2 separate regions of the Homo sapiens genome follow, and region 1 is linked to region 2. Evidence: read pairs that join two places in POLR2A ChIA-PET (ENCODE). Cell type or tissue: A673. All regions are shown on one strand. Links, peaks and the distances in the headings refer to the core of each region. The heading gives the core; the rest is flanking DNA. Region 1 overlaps LOC107985443 (a long non-coding RNA gene). Region 2 overlaps HIPK1 (homeodomain interacting protein kinase 1).

Evidence for each region. ChIA-PET counts read pairs that join two places held together with the same protein. Peaks named below come from ENCODE experiments on the same cell type or tissue, not always from the same donor. Only the 100,000 strongest peaks of a DNase experiment are listed, where the experiment ranks them.
Region 1: POLR2A ChIA-PET joins it to region 2 with 8 read pairs; 2 of 35 experiments call an interaction of 5 or more read pairs at or near these places.

Annotation. Positions count from the first base shown.
Region 1 is chr1:114,214,794-114,220,173 of GRCh38, reverse strand. All of the region lies in intron 1 of LOC107985443 (a long non-coding RNA gene), which reads left to right. Among named protein-coding and RNA genes, the nearest start is that of SYT6, 64 kb to the right of the region's middle. In A673, for the core only: CTCF peaks have their summits at 499 (motif pointing right) and 4,520 (motif pointing right); a DNase peak (open chromatin) is centred at 503; H3K27ac peaks cover 1,723 bases.
Region 2 is chr1:113,938,014-113,943,393 of GRCh38, reverse strand. It overlaps HIPK1 (homeodomain interacting protein kinase 1), which reads right to left. Exons shown (of 16, transcript NM_198268.3): 2 at 1,935-3,012. The coding sequence starts at 3,010. Among named protein-coding and RNA genes, the nearest start is that of HIPK1-AS1, 11 kb to the right of the region's middle. RefSeq lists an enhancer at 5,112-5,380. In A673, for the core only: no CTCF peak of the experiment used is centred there; no DNase peak of the experiment used is centred there; H3K27ac peaks cover 903 bases.

The DNA of each region.
Region 1 (5,380 bases), core at 76-5,075, 280 kb before region 2:
GAAATCTTTGTACTCTAATGAGTTTTTAAAAATAAACTCGTAGAAATGGAATCACTGAGCCAAAGGGTAGAGGCTTTTGAGGCTTTAAGGCTCTTGATAAGTGTTACCAAACTGCCTCCCTTCCAATGTGTGCTTCTCCCCGCAGCATGAGAGTGCCCCGACATGATCATTTTAAAGAACTTCACCAAGTCAGTGTCAATTATTGTTTTAATTTGTATTTCCTTGACGACATGAATGTAAACTTTTTTCCATATGTTTACTTCATTTGCGTTTCTCTGGAATGCCTCTCTGCCAGGGAGCTTGGCTTGAAGAAAAGCCTCTCAGTGGAAATGCTTTTGAACCTGCTGGATTTGTCTGGGCTGAGCCCTTCTGGGACATTCCCCTGCACAAGGACCCCAGCTCCAGAAAGCATGTGTGAAGGACTGTGACAAAATCCTTTGGCTAGATGACTCCTTTCCTTGTTCTTCAGGAGCCTCCTCCAGCCCCTTCTTGCCCCTAGATGGCACCTCCATATCAGGGTGACTTCAGTTACTTCTGTTTGGAATGCCAAACCCTGGAGACCAAAAGTCCTTTTCAGTATTCCACAAAGAGGATTTCATCTCATCTGCGACCTGGAAACAGGAGGTGTCAGGGGAGCACGGATGAATCTACAAAGGGGCCGTGTGCTGTTGTCTCCTCTACCTTGCTGCGTAGGGCCTGAGCCTCCACTGGTTTCAAAATTAAATATTCCTTCTCACTCAATGGAAGGAAACTGAAACCACTGCATCGTTAGCACTGGGTTTGTAAAAATGCTTCTCCCCGGAGTATCTTTAACATTCATTTTATTTTGTTGAAACCCAGCTTGTCCTTTTTTATCCAGAGCAGCAGAGACCTTCTGAGCAGAGGCTTTAGCCAAAAAAGGAAGATATTCTGGCAAATTTCTAGAGATAGAAAAATTCCCTTTTCAAGCAGCTTATTTTGTTAGAGATGCTTTCATTCTTGCTCTGCCTCTTTTCACACACGCACATGCACACATATACACAGGCACCACCATCACCACCATCACTACCACCGCATTCATTCCTCCACACTCACCACACCACACTACAAAACACACATTACACAACATGCACATGCTCATCCATAGAACCCAGACCCCACTGTACATGCACACACCATACAAACACAGCACACTTGACCTGCACAACACAGCACATTTGTACATCACACACTGTACCACACATACACACATATACCCCTCACACTCAGACCACACCGCACTGCACATGAGCACACACACACCATACTCACACAAAAAACACACTTGACCTACACAGCAACTCATACCACATCTCACACACAACACACGTGCACACACACAGACACCATCACACACTTGACCTGCATAGCACACCCACATGACATCACACACACACCGTATTACTCATAGACACACTCGCCTCATCACTACCACATCCATAGCCCCCACCACATACTCACATCCCTTCTCCCCCAGCCTCTCCCCCATCCCAGCCTTCCACTCTTGCGCTTTAAAAAACAGATGTGGTTCTGTGACTTCCCTGAAAACGAAAGGGATGTACACTGCCCTGGCTATTTTTCCTGTCCCAACAGGCACTGAAGTAGCCCAGATGTCTTTCTTCCTGCTTGTGAACGGTGGGGGGAAGAGGCAGAATATGCACAAGCCAGGGTTCTGGGATGGATCAGAGCATTAATTAAAAATTAGTGAGTCGTTCGTGAGGCAATCACTTTAGGCCAGAGCAAGCCTTGGACTGAGACCTTCTCCCTGCTTGCTCATTAAGATGGCTCATGGAACTGGCAATCTGGAATAAATTGAGTCCAGGGCAGATGGTCAGAGCTAGACAATAAGAACTTCGAAGCATCCACCCTTCTAATTTTCCTCCACATTCCTCATTTAATGATAAAGAAATTTAAAAAATAAAGTCTCAGAGGGGAGGGATGAAGGAGCTCCAACCATCCAGCTCTGCTAATTAGAAAGAGCAAATCTAATCAAGGTTGATCATCAACTTTACAAATTATCTGTAGTCAAATTTTTATGCCGCAGTAGTTTCTCCATTCCCACCCCTCCTTCAGAGTCACTCTCCTCTCCCACCTAGCCAGAGTAGTCTCGGAGATCATGGATATTTTTAATACCTGTCTGGAAAAACATAACTCAGAAAGCAATTCTGCTGCAAACTCTCCCAGTTAGGCCATCCACAGCCAAGTCCAAGTGACTCCCTGAGCACCTGTGCATTGGTGCTATCCATCCCACTCTGTCCTTCCATCAGCTTGGATGCTTGAAAACTATTCCCTCTTGCCTAGAGGTGTCAAGTTTGAGTTGTTTGAGTTACTAATACTCAGCTATTTCAACCATTGAAACATTGCCAAGTGGCAGTAAAGGTGGTAGATCACAGTGGTTAAGATCTTGGGCTCCTGATTCAGTCTATGTTTGGATCCTGGCTAGAACACTGGGCCTATCGACCCTGAGCCTAAGGTCTCTCATGTATAAAATGGATAGTAGGATTCACTTCATAGAGAAGGTGGAGAGGAGTAAATGAGGTGATGCACAGTGCCTGGCGCATAGCGAGGCTGCAATAAATGGCAGCTACTATTATTATGAAGGCCTCCAAAATACCTGATGGATGAGTTCATTGTTCTAGAACGTTTTGTTGCCCTGATAGTGCCCTGCAACCGGAAACACAGAGGGGAGATTTTAGCAGCATATTTTCAAAAAGATGAACTGCTGTTTCTGAATTGTAGTGAGAAAACAGCAGGCTAGTTGAGAGTTTTACTCCACTTGTTCTCAGCATCAGTGATGGGGGTCATCATAATGAGTGACCACGTTGTAATCATGTCCTTGCCCTTCCCATAGTCACCCTCATGAAACCCCCTTGTCTATTTCGCTTGTTCACCCATCTGGAAAGAGGTCTCCTTCTCCTTTGTATGAAATTGGCAAGTTATTATTAGAGTAATAATACCTGTTATTACCAGCCAATCTCTCTTTCAATAGTAAATTATTATTATACACTTGGCTAAAAAAGCCTGTGCTGTTGTAATTTGTAAAGGCCAGATTAAGCAGAACAATAAAATTCGAAGTAATAATAATGACATCTTGCATTTCCACGGTACATTTATTTTTCAAGTACATAGTATGTCAGCAAGCTGCTCTCTGACCTCCCCTGGCCAAGAAATCCTGGCGTGGTGCCTTTTATTCTGTTTGGAACCCTAAGTTTTCAGGTCACATGTCCCCTTGGAAATCTCTGTGCACTGCATCCTCAGGCTCCGGTGACAGCTGTGCCAGGCAGAGCCAGACCTGGTGGGAGGAGGTGTAGGGGGAACTGTTTTTCTGCAAACAGGCACCCCTGACCCCAAAGAAGCAGCTTCTTTATTGTGGCCATTTATTATTTACAAAGCACTGCAGGTGTACACGCACTTTATGAGACACAAAGACAAGGTCCCTGCCCTGTGTACTGAAAGGTTTTATCCTGCATTTCATCTGTCTGAGCTGAGGGATGGGAATGCAAGGCAAGCGGGCGGAAGATCCAAGAGCGATGTCTGGGACATCAGAGTGGAAGGAAGGATTTCTAACGAGGAATTTTAAATGGGGAAAGTCAGAGCAGGTGTGTGCAACTCGCAGCATCATTCCAGGATCCAGAGGAATCTTAGTGATATCCTGTGTTCCAGCCCAGGGAAGACAAATTCTGCCCCGGTGCCTTTGAACAGTTGGACTGGAATAAGGCCAAAGACTAGGAAGAGACAACAAATGCTCTCCCAAGAGCCTCTTAAGCAGCATGTACCTCCCCTTCCCCAACTTTCCTGAAAGTTATCTTGTTTTCTTTTGTGTGGGGGAGTGACGGAGGTAGGGAGGACCATTAGTCAGTCTTTTTTTTTTTTAATTATTATTAATTTACTGTGTAGCTTTAAGCAGATTTGTTTTCCTTCTCAAGTAGGGTAAATTTCAGGCTTTTTCGACCCCTAATATTTAGCTACCCCCTACCACTGGGCAATTACTCTTCTTCTATCTGTATCTGTCTCAGCCAGGCCAGCCCTAATGGTGCTTCCCAATCCCTGTACGTTACAATCACCTACCTGCCTCATTCTTCCACCTACTGAGAGGCAGGCCCTGGCCTGAAAAGATAAACAAGGTCCTTGTCCCCCAGAAGCAATAGAGAAATGGAAATGAGGATGTGAAGGGCCTCACAGGGAGGCTGGGGCCAATGCTGCCCTCTCCTGCAGGAGGAGATAGGTGGTTTGGTGATATGAGCACAGATTCCTTCAGGACTTTCAGTCATTCACTTGGAATGTTCTTGGGTTCCCACCATCTAGAACAAGGGCTGAAATTCTAGGAAGGCTTAGAAATCCAGCCTTGCCCCCAGGATCGGCAAAAACTGATCACGTCCTTGGCGTGGGATTCTTCCTGCTCAGAGCTCAGGGCTTAGTCTAATACCAGGCAAGTTCTGCAGCCAGAAACAGATATAAATTTGGCTGAGTAGCATGAGTGAAAATAAAATAGATTCTGTAATGTACCAAATATGCACCAGATGGCTCTACTTCCTACCAGCCCTGTAAAGCTGGTTAACAAAGCCTACTGCCCTCCTTCATCGCCATAATGATCTTCATCATCTCTTATTAAAGCCCTCTGGTACATGGTGTTCTGCAGAGTCCTCCAAGTCTGGATATCAAGCTGAGAATATCTCCTGCCTCCCTGCTCTTTGCTTCCCAATTGTGTCTATGGTCTGGGTCATCATTTCCTCCATAATCCTCTCTCCTCTTGCCTGACTCCATTTCCCACCACTGTCACCTGTTTTATCTCCATCCCTTCCACTTTCCAAGCCAGTGACTCTCAAAGTCTGGCCCTCACACCGCCTGCATCAGAATCATCTGGGGAGTGTGTTAATGGTGCAAATTTTTGGGAACCCTTCCACCCCTATGCTAATTCAGAGTGCCTAATAGCAGTCTGCGGGCATTTGCATTTTAACAAGTTCCCTGCTATGGAGTTTGAGAAATGCCATCCTATACGCTTTCTTTCCAACAAGAGTCAAAGACTTAGTCTTCCAGCGTCCCAGTGTAGAGTGGTACAGACCAGAAGTCAGCCCTAGAAGGGACACCAACAGTGATGTACCAGAGCTGGCTTGTACCTGATTGCAAAAGTACAAATTTCAGGAAATTAGAAAGCTGGTTGTTAAACCATTGGTAGCTTGAAAGTTAGCCACGGAAGGAATATTTATACCACAGACATTATCAAACACTATTAATCAAGGCTTTCACTTCTTTTTTTCACTGGAAACATTTCAATGATTATTGTTGAGCACACACTTTGGAAATTTTTTACTTCAAATGACAACAAGTTAAATAAGTGTTTGTAATATACAAAGAAAATACA
Region 2 (5,380 bases), core at 127-5,126:
AAAAGACAAATATTGTATGATTCCACTTACATGCAGTATCTAGAATAGGCAAATTCATAGAGACAGAAAGTCAAATCAAGATTACCAGTGGTAGGAAGAAGAGAGAATAGGGAGTTATTGCTTAATGGTTAGAATTTCTGTTTTGGGTGATGAAAACATTTGGAAATAGTGGTGATGGTTACACAACATTGTGAATATACTTAACAGACAGCAGTGATGGTTACACAACACTATGAATGTACTTAACACAATGAGTGGTACCAAATGGTTAAAATTGTAAATTTCCTATTATAAACATCTTACCACAATGTTTTTAAAAAAGGAAACATGCAGATGACATTTTTTCTGAGTCCTTGTATGGGTTAAAATATCCTCACATTATTTTCACACATAATATAAAATTCTTAATTCAGAATTTCTATTTCCTCAAATTTTATTACAGGCATCTGGCATGTATAGCTCCTTATAAACATATTTTATAGGTTATCTATGTTTTTATTATTTCACTTCTTGATTGGATGCTTACATGATTTGTATTTAATGTATGGCCATTAAAACTAAATATTAGATTCCTTAAAATTAATAACTAGGCAAGTAAGTAAATGGGTGCTGATAAAAAGCACATTTTAAAAGCCTTGGTTATGGTACAGACAAAATTGTATATATCAGCATTTACATACTGTCCCAATAATTATTATATATTAAAATGGTAGCTACATTAAAAGTATCAATCTAGAAATATATATCATTAAAGTATAAGGTACTTGGGTCAAGGCCATTCTAGGATAACCCATTAAGTTCAAAGTATTTAGAGAAAGTTAAAACAGGAAGAGATTGTAGCAACCATGTAATTCAATTCATGCTACTACAGAAGAAAATGTAAAAGAATAAAATGTTACTAGAGTTAAACCTAGAGTTATTCCCACGTTATTTTACCTGCCAAGATAAGAGGTTCGAAAAAACAGCAACATATGCTCAGATTCATTACAAATAAGTAAATATCTTTGTGTATTTCAAGACTCTTCAAAATGGGAAAATGGCTGGGCATGGTGGCTCACGCCTCTAATCACTTTGGGAGGCTGAGGCGGGTGGATCACCTGAGGTCAGGAGTTCAAAACCAGCCCGGTCAACATGGTGAAACCCCATCTCTATTAAAAACAAAAAAATTAGCCGGGCGTGGTAGCAGGTGCCTGTAGTCCCAGCTACTCAGGACAGGAGTAGCAGGAGAAATCACTTGACCCCAGGAGGTGGAGGCTGCCGTGAGTCAATGTCACACCACTGCACTCTAGCCTGGGTGGCAAGTGAAACTCCATCTTAAAAAAATAAATAAATAGGCTGGGCACGGTGGCTCACGCCTGTAATCCCAGCGCTTTGGGAGGCCGAGACGGGTGGATCACGAGGTCAGGATATCGAGACCATCCTGGCTAACACGGTGAAACCCCGTCTCTACTAAAAATACAAAAAAAATTAGCCGGGCGTGATGGCGGGTGCCTGTGGTCCCAGCTACTCAGGAGGCTGAGGCAGGAGAATGGCGTGAACCCAGGAGGTGGGGCTTGCAGTGAGCTGATATCACGCCACTGCACTCCAGCCTGGGCGACAGAGCGAGATTCTGTCTCTAAATAAATAAATAAATAAATAAAATAAATAAAATGGGAAAATGAGGTAAAATAATACTAAAGAACCAGGTGCTAGTATAATTCAACTAGTAACAACTTTCAGAATCAGACTGAGTTAATTTTTCCAGTGCTAGATAAAATTTCAGAAATAAATGTCATATATAGGAATGCCACACACATAGAATGAGCTAAAACATATCCTATTTCTATCTCAGAATCTATAAACAAATTCATTGCTATATGTAGCCTACGGGGTATATGTTAAATATAAGGACAGAACTCTAGCCTAAGATACGATTTTCAGCATTTGCCACTTGCCTGTAGTAACGTGACTGTAAGTAGGTTGAGCACACAGCTTTGGAAACGTGACTAGCAGAACCAAAGTCAATGACCTTCACTCGGTAGGGCTGGCGAACTGGATCAACCAGCATGATGTTTTCAGGCTTAAGGTCAGCGTGGATCAGACCAAGACTCTTGAGCTTCATCAAGGCTGTGGCCACCTGCTGCAAGATTGGTCTGATGTACTTGAGTGGCAGTGGGCTAAATTTGTTTTGCTTTAGAAAATCATATAAGTTCTGCTCCAACATTTCAAAAACAAGGCAGGTGTGATTCTTATGCTGAAAGCACTCGTATGAACGGACAAAATTATACTCATCAGCATTTTCACTGCTTAGGCGGGAAAGGATGCTCACTTCAATCTGTCCTTGTCTGGCATAGGAGGGGTGGTTCTTCAAGATTTTAATAGCCACAATTTCCTTGGTGCTCCTCTTCCAGCACTTAGCCACCTGTCCAAATGTCCCCCGGCCTAGGAACTCCAAGACTTCATAGCTATTGGTCATAGAGCAAAGGATCTCATGCTGGACCAGCTGGTAATCCCCTTCTCCGCTGGAACTGCTACTCTTTGTGGTCACAGTGGTGGTTGTGGCAGCAGCACCCACCACAGTCCTGTTTTGCAGCATGAGAGGGGGATGTTCTTCTATGATCTGCACACTACCGTTGCTGTCAACTTCCTCACTTTTTCGTTTCAATCCACATTTTTGATATGGCTCAAGCAAAGAAACGTTGCTTCTGTGAGTCAGGGTCTGGCTGCTTTGGAAGGTTGATGTAGCAGCACTGCCCGAGCTATCAGCGGCTGTTACAACAATATGCTCCACTGCAGGAGCTGGGAGGAGGAGGCCCTGGTCGTAAGCAGGGATGTTGAAATTTGCTACCTGGTGAGAGGAGTTGGCTTGCCCTTGTGTGGCTGGGAGGGTTTTGCTGTGGGTATAATATTTGTCGTTGCTACTCTGTCCTGAAACATCCCAGCCAGAGGGCTCTATTTTCAGTTTCTTCGCACTGCAGAAGGCACTCGACGACACTGATGGGGGCGAAAACACTTGCAGCTGTGATGCCATACCTATATTGAGAGAAAGGAAGAATTAGACCACAAGGATAAAAGATACAAGGCTTAGATTTAAAACACACAAACACACACACACACTTTTACTTGATAAAAGAAACATGATGTAATAATGTTCTCCTCTTCTCAAAAACTAATTCAATCTTGACCTATATTCATAGAAACAGTGTACAGAACGTGCTGGACAAAGTGAAGATTATCCACTCTGCTCAGGTCATACATAAAATGCATTCAATTGTCTACCACATTTTAAGATAAAAAAGTAACCAGTATGGGCCAGGCACAGTGGCTCAAGCCTTTAATTCCAGCACTTTGGGAGGCCAAGGCAGGAAGATCTCCTGAGCTGAGGAGTTCGAGACCAGCCTAGGCAATGTAGTGAGACCCTGTCTCTAAAAATACTAAAATTGAAAAAAAAAAAAAAAAAAGTAACCAGGATGATGAGAAAGCTAGAGTATATTCTGAAGAACCGAGGAAAGTTAGCAGAAAAATATGAGGAAAGGATGTAAGAACAGTCCAGCTTTCTGTCCCTGAATATCCCACAGACACTTCCAGCTCAATAAGCCCACAGATTAAACTGAAAGCTATTTTTTCAGAATAAAGTCCAAACATCTGACATAGCACACAAGCCATTTCATATTTATCTTCTCCATTTTCAACCATCCGATCTCATATGCCTTGGGGCTCTATAGTAATCCCTCTTTCCTTGCTCTACCCTTTGCCCCTTTTTAATAATTACTCCTCAAAATTAGTCATCTTCAAAAGACTAAAATCTCTATCTCTAACCCAGGATTCTCTCGCTTTGAACTCCAAACCCTATATCCAAATGACTACTTAACCCTGCAACTTGGACATTTCACAAACACCTCATATTCAATACATTCAGAATTAAACTTACGAGCCTCCACCCCACCTTCAGTTTTCTATCTTAATTATGAGATGCCATCACACATCCAACGCCTCAAGCCAGAAATCAGGGAGCTCCAGCCTGGGCAACATGGTGAAACCGTCTCTAAAACAAACAAACAACAACAACAACAAAAAAAAAAAAAAACAGAAAAAAAAGTTAGCCAGGCATGGTGGCACATGCCTGTAGTCCTAGCTACTCAGAAGGCAGAAGTGATCACCTGAGCCCAGAGGTAGAGGCTGCAGTGAGCTGTGATCGTGCCACTGCACTCCAGCCAGGGTGAAAGAATGACACCCTGTCTCAAAAAAAAGAAAAAAAATTAGGGATGTCTGTTTCCTCAGCTACATAATGGTGATAGCAATACCTACCTCATGGGGTTGTTCTGAGAATTAAATAATTTAATACATGTAAAATGATAGTGTCTACCACATATTTAATACTATTATCCTGGCTCATTCCTCTCCCTTATTCCTCCACATCTAATCTCTATCTTATCCATTCCATCTCCTAAGTGTGTGTGTGTGTGTGTGTGTGTGTGTGTGTGTATTTTTTTTTTTTTTTTTTTGAGACAGAGTCTCACTCTGTAGCCCAAGCTGGAGTGCAATGGTGCAATCTTGGCTCGCTGCAACCTTCACCTCTGGGGCTCAAGCAATTCTCCTGCCTCAGCCTCCCAAGTAGCTGAGAGTAGAGGCGTGCACGACCACACCCAGTTAATTTTTTTGTATTTTTAGTAGAGATGGGTTTTCACCATGTTGCCTGGGTGGTCTCAAACTCCTGAGCTCAAGTGATCCACCCCCCTCACCCTCCCAAAGTGCTGGGATTACAGGCGTGAGCCACTGCCCCTGGCCTCCTAAGTATATTTCAAATCAGCCCTTTTTCCCTACCCTTATTGGCACCATTCTAGTTCAAACTGCCAGTAGCTTCCAAACTAATCTCCTTAAATCCACTCAGTAGATCTTTGCTTTTAAACAATGCAAATCAGATAACTGCTCTCTCTTCTTAACCATCTTGCTTCCCCTTCTCCCGGGGTTTCTCATTGCTTTGGAGATAATGTCCAAGATTCTCAACTTGGCTGGCCATGGTCGCTCAAGCCTGTAATTCCCGCACTTTGGGAGGCCCAGGCAGGAGGATCACTTGAGCTCAGGAGTTCAAGATCAGCCTGGGAAGCATTAACAAAAAAAAAAAAGAAAAGAAAAGAAAAATTAGGCCAGATGTGGTGGCTCACGCCTGTAATCCTGGCACTTTAGGAACCCAAGGTGGAAGGATCACTTGAGTCCACGAGTTCAAGACCAGCCAGAGCAACATGGGGAGACTCCATCTCTACCGGGAAAAAAAAAAAAAAAAAGCCAAGTGTAAGTGGCACATGCCTGTGGTCCCAGCTACTCAGGAGGCTGAAGCAGGAAAATCATCTGAGTCTGGGACATTGAGGCTACAGTGAGTTGTGATTACTCCATTGCACTC